Regions from separate parts of the Homo sapiens genome. Here region 1 is linked to region 2. Evidence: chromatin contacts called from ENCODE POLR2A ChIA-PET data. All regions are on one chromosome and are shown on one strand. The core of a region is the stretch at or near the end of the contact, and the rest is flanking DNA. Distances in the headings are between cores, read along the strand shown.

Region 1 (4,636 bases), core at 1,172-3,671, about 27 Mb after region 2:
GCAGCGCATGTAAAAAGCTTGGCAAGGAGGACCCTTGTCCTCCTACATATTATTCTTTGGCTCTTCTTGGTACCAAGAATACATACAAATAATGCTGGCTGTGTACTGAATGTTGAGGTGTGCACTGTTGAGGATATTCATCCTCTAATATAACATCTAGTATTTCTCACACCTTCCGTCTGCTGAGCATTGGTCTATCTTACTTATACTACTTCTAATCCTCGTGAACTCTGCAAAACTAGTGGCTTTACATCTATGAGAAAAGAAAAGAACTTTTATCGGAAGAAGGTGAGTCCTTTTAAAGTATCAGGCCTGGAAAGACATTAAATGAGACAGCGAACACATCCTGCTACCCTCTTTGAGCTATGTATTCATTGACTTTTTTTTTTTTTTTTTTTTTTTTTTGAGGCAGAGTTTTGCTTTGTCACCAGGCTGGAGTGTAGTGGTGCAATCTTGGCTCACTGCAACCTCTGCCTCCGGGGTTCAAGTGATTCTCATGCCACAGCCTCCTGAGTAGCTGGGATTACAGGCGCCTGCCACCTTGCCTGGCTAGTTTTGGTATTTTTATTTTTATTTATTTATTTTAAGACAGGGTCTCACTCTGTCACCCAGGCTGGAGTACAGTGGCGCGATCTTGGCTCACTGCAACCTCTGCCTCCCGGGTTCCAGCGATTCTCCTGCCTCAACCTCTCCAGTAGCTGGGATTACAGGCGCCTTGGCACCACAGCCAGTTAATTTTTTGTATTTTTAGTAGAAACGGGGTTTCAGCATGTTGGCCAGGCTGGTCTCGAACTCCCAACCTCAGGTAATCCGCCTGCTTTGGCCTCCCAAAGTGCTGGGATTACGAGTGTGAGCCATTGTGCCCCGCCTATGTATTCATTTCTTAAAATTGGTTGCTGGCTAGGTGTGGTGGTACATGCCTGTCCTATAATCACAGCACTTTGGAAGGCCGGTGCTGGAGGATCTATTGAGGCCAGGAGTTTAAGACCAGCCTGGGTGAGATCACATCTCTACAAAAAAAAAAAAAAAAAAAAAAATTATCTGGATGCAGTGGCACAAGCCTACATAGTTGTAGCTGCTTGGGAGGCTGAGTTGGGAGGATAGCTTGAGCCCAGGAGTTTGAGTCTGCAGTGAGCTATGATTGCGTCACTGCACTCTAGCCTGGGCGACAGAGTGAGACCCGTTTCTAAAACAAAGAAATTGCTATTGTCACAATTAGTTATAAATTAATCTAATAATGCTGCACGCAGTACCATAATCCACACCCTATAGCTTAACGATGGATGGCCAACCACTAATCAATGCTATTTCTGTACGCCAATGAGAATTCCTGACAAAAAACTTTGTATCAGCCCCACTCCCTGTCTGTCCCCTCTTTTGCTTTTAAAAACCTGCTTGTAACAAAGGCCAAACAGAGCTCATATCCAAGGTTACTTGGGCCTGAGTCTTTCAGGCAGCTGTCTTCACTTTGGCTCAAGTAAACTCTTTAATAGTTTAAATTTTAAGCCTCTGCCTCTTTCTTTTAGGTTGACATCTGTTTCCATTTTACAGATGAGAAAACTGAGGCTCAGCTCTGCCTCACTTTACAGGTCAGGCTTAATCCCTAATCCCTGCCTGCATCATGCTGTAAAGGACTTTTGTGTCAAAACTGAGTTTCACACTCTGTAAAGTAAAATAGATATATTGTAGTGAGAGGGTGTAGAAGAGACTGTTTTCTGCTTCTGTGGATTTTTTTTCTTCCTGTTTTGCTTTGCTCCAAACTTTACTCATTTGCGCTTGATTCATGTGAAACTGAAATTTCCTTCTACAGAACAAAACTTTTTGGGGGCTACTTACCATATCTTTTCCCACACCGTGGAGCTCTGACTGGGACCTTTTCCAGTTTTTGGAGACATTGCTCCAGTTCTTTCCCTGCCTTTGGTTTCCAGGGGGCAGTAATGTCACCGCAGGTGTGGACAGTAGGGACCAGCTAAAGGTTGCTTTGGAGGAGGTGGGCAGGGCTTTTGTTTGTGAGGTCTAGAAACCAGAGGTGAGGAAGGAGGTGTCCCTGGAACTCCCCCTGGCTGCAGGGCTCACAGCACACACCATGACACCACAGGGGTGTGTGTGTGTGTGTGTGTGTGTGTGTGTGTGTGTGTGTGTGTGTGTTGAGGGGAGTGTTGTTGAGAGCCAACTATGCCAGGAGATCCTTGGTGACAGCGGACATAGGCACAGCTATGCTCTGTCAGGAATGAGTTCACCCACACCCTTTTCTTCTGCTACCTTGTTTAACTGGTGGGAGGGTGTGCTGGGTTGTGTTTGCTGGTGAGCCCAGCAACTGCACCCTTCTTTCCAGGCCTAGCACCCAGCCTTTATCAGTCTCATGGCCCTGGCACAAGTGGGCAGCCTGCTTCCAATCCAAGCAGGCAGCTTTCCGCTCATCTGCAGGTAGCCTCGTGCTGTGGCAGCACAAAGTTGTGTGAGCCAGAGCTGAACTTGTGATCCCCACGGGCATCTCCTGAGGCGCACCTCTCCTGAGAGAGAAAGCTGGTCCGTCCAGCCCATTCAGGGCTCAGCCTCCCCAGCCGTCGCAGGGCTGGCTTGCTGAAAGGTCTGGGTGTTAACACAGCACTCCTGTTCTCTCTCTCTGAAGGCCCTTTATGCTGGCATGAATTCCTTTTCTCATAGAGATCTGAAAGCTCTTTTGACTAAATGGGTCACCTTTCTGAGTATTTTCATAAGGCTGTCAGCCTTTACCATGCCAGACAAGTTTTCTGGAATTTCCTTTCCAGAAAAAAAAAAAAAAAAGGCTACTAAAGAGGTTGGAGTTATTTGGAACACAGGGTGGAATTCTGGCATTCGAACTATAGGGAAACGGGTGGGGATTTGTGGCAGGCACTATGTAAATTTGCCGCAAGCCCATAAATTCAGACTTTAAGATGAAAGATGGCAAGCAGCAGTCAGCTTTCCTTCAACAGGCAGGAACGGTGCTACCTTCCGCCTGTGCTGAGTGTGACTGAGGGAGAGGCAGGCCTCCTAGGGAGGCCGGGGCAGGAAAGGTTTCTTGGTGGCTAAAATAGGATTTCTCAGTTTCCCCCGTGTCCCAAGAAAATAAGTTCTTATCATGCTTGTACCACACTTCTTGTGCGTATCACCCTGGTTTCCCTGCACCTCCTTGAAGTGGTTTATCAGATTCCAGGGACACAAGAATGGTTTGGCATCTACAGCCTATTGTGGGAGCAGGGGCCCGGCCTGGTGCTTCTTGCCCAGGAACAAACTGATTGTTCCCTTGGTGTGGGGTAAAGCAGGCCAGAGTATGGGACCAGGCCCTGCCTCCCAGGGGACCTGAGGTGCAAGGTCTTTGAGCTGAGACCCTAAAAGGCCTTTGTGAGTCTGTAGTGCTATCAGTTGAGCAGAGTTCAGGGTTCTGTTTACAAGATTCCCTCTCAGCAGAGGCAGGGAGGGGTACCTGCTGGAAGACCAGGAATGTGCTGCTGCTGGGATGGGGGCCCTCGGTGGAGCTTCTAGCCATCTGGAGGCAGAACCCAGAATGTGTTCTGAGTGAGGCGCCTTGGCAGAGTTGGCTTGAAAGCACCTAGGCAGTGGCTTGTCACATTCCTTATCTCCACCAAAGGAGGCAAGCTAGCACCTGGGGGATGGCTCTCCCATCAGGGAGTCCTTTACAGGATGTGATCCAGGTGTCACATTACACTTCCTGCAGGTGTGCACCTCTTACCTAATTGTCTCTCCTATCCCTTTTTCTCAGCACTATTGTCTGACATCCATGGGGAGTCACACCCAAAGTTGGGCATGAGGTCCTCTCCTGGGCACCCAACACCTTGTTTTTTTGTTTTTGTTTTTTTTGGAGATAGAGTCTTGCTCTGTCACCCAGGCTAGAGTGCAGTGGTGCCATCACAGCTCGCTGCAGCCTCGACCTCCTTGGCTCAAGCGATCCTCCCACCTCAGCCTCCCACGTAGTCAGAATTACAGGCACACACACCAACACTGCTGGCTAATTTTGTATTTTTTGTAGATTCGGTTTGCTATGTTGCCCAGGCTGGTCTTGAACTCCTGGGCTCAAGCGATCTGCCTGCCTCAGCCTCCCAAAGTGTGGGGATTACAGGCATGAGCCACCTCACTTGGCCACACTGCCCTCTTACTGAGCCGTATTGGTGTTCTAAATGGCCTTCTTACTCTCCCACGGGTCATCAGTGCTCCAGGGGCAGGCGCTGTGTCTCTTGTTTACCTCTGTGGCTCTGACCTTGGCACTTAATAGGAATTTAATAAATAACTTGTTAAATAAACAGTCTCTAGTATAATAGCTTGAGTATTAAGACTGGTACATTGACTTATTTGCAATTCAGAAAATGCAAAACAGTGGTTCTTTGCTGCCTTTAGTGAAGTGGGAATTATATGTAGTAGACAACTGGGTCTGGGGTCCCAGTGGAACACTTCGTTTTTGGACTGTGATGCTGAACTTAAAGAACTCAGCAGTTCATGTTCATTCTCTGGACATCTGTGATTTGCTTCAACAACTGTTAGAGAACAAGGCCTTTTCCAGGTGAAGCTCAGAAAATGAATTTAATAGGAAATTACTGAAAGTCACAATCATAGTAACAGTTTCATTAGTTACAGTGAATATAGAGAGAGCCCATAC
Region 2 (5,091 bases), core at 1,774-4,273:
AGAGTTCAAGACCAGCCTGACCAACATGGTGAAACCCTATCTCTACTAAAAAATACAAAAATTAGCTGGGCATGGTGGCGGGCGCCTGTAATCACAGCTACTCGGGAGGCTGAGGCAGGAGAATCGCTTGAACCCAGGAGGTGGAGGTTGCAGTGAGCCGAGATCATGCCATTGCACTCCAGCCTGGGCAACAGACCAAGATTCCATCTCAAAAAACAAACAAATAAACAAAATATAGAGAAGAACAGAACAAGAAGTGTTTTGAGTAGCAGAACACGACTCACACAGACATCTAATATTTAGTCAAATTGCTTTTATATAAAAGAAGGTATACATTGAAGAGCAACAGAGCCTACCTCTATGACTGACATTTTCAAAGAAAATGGCTAAGAATCACTTTGATGGCCAGGCACGGTGGCTCACACCTGTAATCCCGGATCTTTGGGAGGCCGAGGAGGGCAGATCACGAGGTTAAGAGATTGAGACCATCCTGGCCAACATGGTGAAACCCCGTCTCTACTAAAAATACAAAAATTAACTGGGCGTGGTGGCACGTGCCTCTAGTCCCAGCTATTCGGGAGGCTGAGGCAAGGGAATCACTTGAACCTGGGAGGCGGAGGTTGCAGTGAGCTGAGATCGTGCCACTGCACTCCAGCCTGGCGACAGAGCAAGACTCCGTCTCAAAGGAAAAAAAAAAAAGAATCACTTTGATTAGCAGAAACTATTTCACTTGCCATCATAGAAAGCTAAGCTATACTTCTGCTTTTCTACTACTAGCTTTATATAAATGTTATTTTTCTTGCAACATAAAAGAAAAATTGAGTCATATTGTTTTATTTAATTTTTCTTGAAGAACACATTAAATTAGCTCTCACACTGTGGTGTGGACTTCTTTCTGTTTTCCACCAGTGTTCTTCAGGGTGATTTTTCCAGTGGGCTTGATTAGGACTGTGTGGATCATTGTGATGCTTTGTTCTCAGTGGGGATTTTCCAGCAAAGATGAGCTTCATTAAACAATGACTGGGTTCATGGATTTATAATTGGAGTGATTTTCTTCAAACTGTAATAAATTTCAGTGTTACCTTTTTCTGAACGCCCTTTTTAAAAGGGATTCCATAGCAAGTCTTCTGGAATAATACCTTTTATATAATTCTTTAAAAACTGTAATTTTTACATACTGATTCCTGTTAAGGCAGATGTTATTGTATCAAGAAAAGACTCAAATTTTGAACATATTAAAAATAGTGTTTCTTCAGATCTGGTGGATAGGTGATGCTCAATATATATTTGTTTAATGGAATAAAAAAAGAAAAATATTAAAGATCCTAGGAAGAGAAATTAAGTTGCAGGGATATATTGCTTGTGTAACGTCTGTTTAGCATTGCAATTTTCTGAAGGGAAGGCTATCCACAACTGTTAATTCTGATCTAAGGAACTATTTCCCTTCTTAACTTCTTTGCTAGGTTATCTAAAGGGAGATATGCTTTCTCACATTTGTTTCCTTGAACTTACTTTTAATGTTGCCTTGTAGGGTCAAAACTTTAGAAATACAGCTTTCTCAGGAAACTTGGTCCTCAGATCTTTCAGACATTATCTTCCTTTAAGCTTATTGTCCTCTTGGGAATTGGCAAAGGATTCCCACCCTTTAAAAAGATAGGAAATTGTAAAATCCACACTTAAAAATTAATCTAAAATTATTTTTCAGGAAGAATTTATACAATGGCAACTAAATGCCCTGCAGCCAATTATGTTTATGATTCCTGCCTCATCTCCAAATGGTACTAGAGTTTGAGTCATATGAGAAAATTAATTGGGTTGGGCTTGATTGTACATGTATATGTATATAATAATGTTCTGGTTATAATGCAGTTTGCAGTTTTTCTAGTTACAGCTCAAGGCAAAGATGAGAAGCAACACCTATGGGCCTGACTGCCTCTGTCCAGTACTACCATGCCCCATCTCTAACTACTACATTTTTTCCTATTGAATTCTCCAGTCCATGTAGCATAAGTCCCTTCCTGAACTCAGTTTATTTTTCTAACCCTGGCTGCACGTTAGGATCACCTGCGAACTTCTAAAAGAATTCCAAAGCCTGAGCCAAGCACCTAGAAGTTCTGACTCATTGCCCTGGGGTAGGACTTTGGCATCATTATTGTTTTAAAAGATCCCCAGATGATTCCGATGTGGAACCATGTTGAGAAACACTAATCTAGCCTAACCCAGTGAGGTTACAAATGAAGAATTTCACCAGAGAGGTCAAAGTACTTGATTTCCCACAGCAAAGAAATTCCATTTACTGGGTTGAAAACTCCCATCTGTTGACTTTAAATCCAGCATAACAAATATGAGCAAGGTTTTAGAAGGTTTTGGAAACTCATCTGCAGAACAGAGCAAATACAGGCCTATCTAAAAGCATACCTCACAGTAAAGATGGTTAAAAACCAAAACCGGAGGAGGCAGAGTACTCTTGGTGGGGCTGGTAGTGGGGGGAATGGATGATTTTCCAAAAGAGAAAACACTTGACCTGGGTCTGAAAGGCTGGGTATGATTTAAGGCAGGCACTATTGTTCACTTGTTAGCCCCAGGGCCATGCTACTCCACTTCCTTCAAGGAAACAGAGGGAAGCCGGCAAGTGGCTGCCTGGGGTGTGTGTCCACACACCATATAGAGGCAGTTCTTCAGCTCTGTCAGCCATGGCCAAAGCAGGCAGTATTTGAACCACCTTGGACCACTCCTGAGGGGCAGCATCAGACACCAGGCATCCTTTCAGACACCATTCTTGGAGTCTCTTCCCTCCATCACGTAAACCTCACAGCCAACAGTGAAGGCACTGAACTCCTTCCAGGGGCTGAGCAGGCTGCCTTGGGCATGCTCTTCTTGACCTTAAAATCCACCTGATAGATCTGGTAGGGAGGTAGAAATTTTGGTGGTAGGAAAGCCAGCAATTATCAGGTCAAAGGGTTTCTGATAAAAGGAGTTATTCAGCAGAAAGGTAATCAGATTATGGGAGCCTTAAGTGCCAGTTTGGGCTAAATTCTCTGAGTCACTGGCAGATTGTAAGTAGGGGAATGACGTAATAAAACCACTGCAAAGCCAGGAGTTTGTGATGGGAAGATAGGAAATCCCTTTCTTTTTTTCCCACATGGGAAATAAAAATCTAAAGATGTGTGGGGAAGCTCCTTAGAGTGCCAGGACTTTCAGTATCCCCCAATTTATCATTAGGTTCTGTCCAGACCTCGTTCCGCACACAGTAGCCTAGAGACACCTCTGGAATAAGGTGTGACAAAAAACAAGGAAATAAATTTATTAATTTTGGAAAATGCCTTCTTTTTCCTAGGCCTCCCTCATAGACATTTTCCTGACAAGTCCCCACTTCAGGTTTCAGAAAGAGATGCACCATCGTTTGGAATTCTGAAGAAACTCAAGTTTCAATTGAGCTGAGTCTCAGTGGCATGTATTTTATTACATCTAATGCCATTTTAATGTACTTGAAACTGGGGAGATGAGGGCAATTGGTACACATGTGTAAACCACTACAAAAAGTTCACCTGAGTGTAGAAGGTAGCCAGTAGCCTAAAAACCCTGTATTTTGGAGGCTGTTACTTCATAATCTCTATTATGAAATTGGGAAAAATTATGTAATTATCTCTCTAAGATGGTCTTAGATCCACTGTTCAATAGAACTTTCTGCAGAGATGAAAATATCTTATACCTGGGCTGTGTTAAGGTTTAAGGACAGCACTGGTATAAGATATTTTCACCTTTGCAGGAAGTTCTATTGAACAGTGGGTCTGAGACCATCTTAGATGATACATGTGGCTTGAAACGTAGCAGGTGCAAATAAGGAACTGAATTTCAAATATAGATATATTTTTATTTCAGTTAACTTGAATTTAAATAGCCACAGGTGGCTCTTGGGTATCATAATGAATAGGGCAGTTATGGAGCATCATTAAAGTCCCCATTCTTCTCAAGTCCCAAAGAGGTCCGTTCAGGTAATTTCTTAGCACCTATAATCACAGTGGGACAGATTAAATTACTTGTACTTTTCCATTCCTGTGCTTTGGAATTATAGGCTGTTTCTTTGTCCTGGAAACCAGATAGTCTAATGTTTGTGGAAATACTACTTAGTAGTGCACTGCAATTATAATACTTTATTGTAGGAGGATGCAGCCAGGCCTTTTTTTTTTTTTTTTAATCATCTGTGTTTTTAGTTTTAATCTTAAAAGGATTATAAAAATAGTACTGCCTTGTGGGAGAAAAATATGCTTAAAGTCTATGAGCATGGAGTGGTAGGGATTATAAACCGTTACAAACTTCTCCTGGAAATTCTGGGGAAAGGGAAGTTAAAGCGGCCAATAGAAATCTCCTAGGAGAAAACTTGCCCTGAAGGGATGCTTTTAATTGGGTTCAGTATTTATCAGAAGAACCCTGCAAAAGTGGTTTCCCTGAAGGCATTTGGATTTTCCCCTGTGAATAAATTTCACCCACCTTGGTCACCTCTGTGCTGTATTCTCCTAGAAACTCACCTTTATTTGGCATGCTGTGACTTAAATCCTCCAAAAAAAAAAAAAAGCCTTTGAAAAAGCCTGTGGGTTTTTTTTTTTTTTTTTTTTTTTTTCTCTAAAATGTTAATTTCCTTTCTTTAGGCTTGTGTGGGCTTTGACTGGAAACTTAATCTGTGTGCCTGGGCTCTGCATTAGGTTTCAGTCATTGAAATGGGGCTTAATAAGAATTACTTGATACCTTAGGAGTCAGACGAGCCTTACATTTATCTTGGGCTCAGGGATTTGCATTTTGAGAGGTTGTGCCAGCTGACATGAGCCTTTACAGGTTTCAGCTTGTTGCAAACCTAGTTGGGTCCATTTCTCTCACTTCTGAGACCTTTTGCTGCTGCCACTCATAGCTAACGTGTTTTCCATGGAACACTACTCCTTGTCCCTAATTGTCTTCTCTCCCTACCTCAGCAGTGACACTACAGACAGCCAGTCATTTAATACGAGACTCATTCCTTAAGAAGTTGGGATAGAACTTTAATTACACAAGGCATCCAAGCCAGCAGTCAGGGCCCTTTCCAATGCGATTACTTTT

What was found. ChIA-PET counts read pairs that join two places held with the same protein, here RNA polymerase II (POLR2A).
Region 1: POLR2A ChIA-PET joins it to region 2 with 10 read pairs in activated T-cell. The contact joins two enhancer-like sites. POLR2A ChIA-PET finds 5 or more read pairs at or near these places in 2 of 52 experiments (activated CD4-positive, alpha-beta T cell and activated T-cell).

The regions. Positions count from the first base shown.
Region 1 is chr3:58,017,949-58,022,584 of GRCh38, forward strand. The region is part of intron 1 of FLNB (filamin B); the gene reads left to right. Among named protein-coding and RNA genes, the nearest start is that of FLNB, 12 kb to the left of the region's middle. RefSeq lists enhancers at 1,825-2,807, 2,808-3,788, 3,789-4,636. Within about 2 kb of position 2,422, at least 16 of the 41 ENCODE cell types and tissues checked have a DNase peak (open chromatin) inside an H3K27ac peak, as active enhancers do.
Region 2 is chr3:30,623,933-30,629,023 of GRCh38, forward strand. The region is part of intron 1 of TGFBR2 (transforming growth factor beta receptor 2); the gene reads left to right. It also overlaps the pseudogene KLHL25P1. Among named protein-coding and RNA genes, the nearest start is that of TGFBR2, 20 kb to the left of the region's middle. Within about 2 kb of position 3,024, at least 10 of the 41 ENCODE cell types and tissues checked have a DNase peak (open chromatin) inside an H3K27ac peak, as active enhancers do.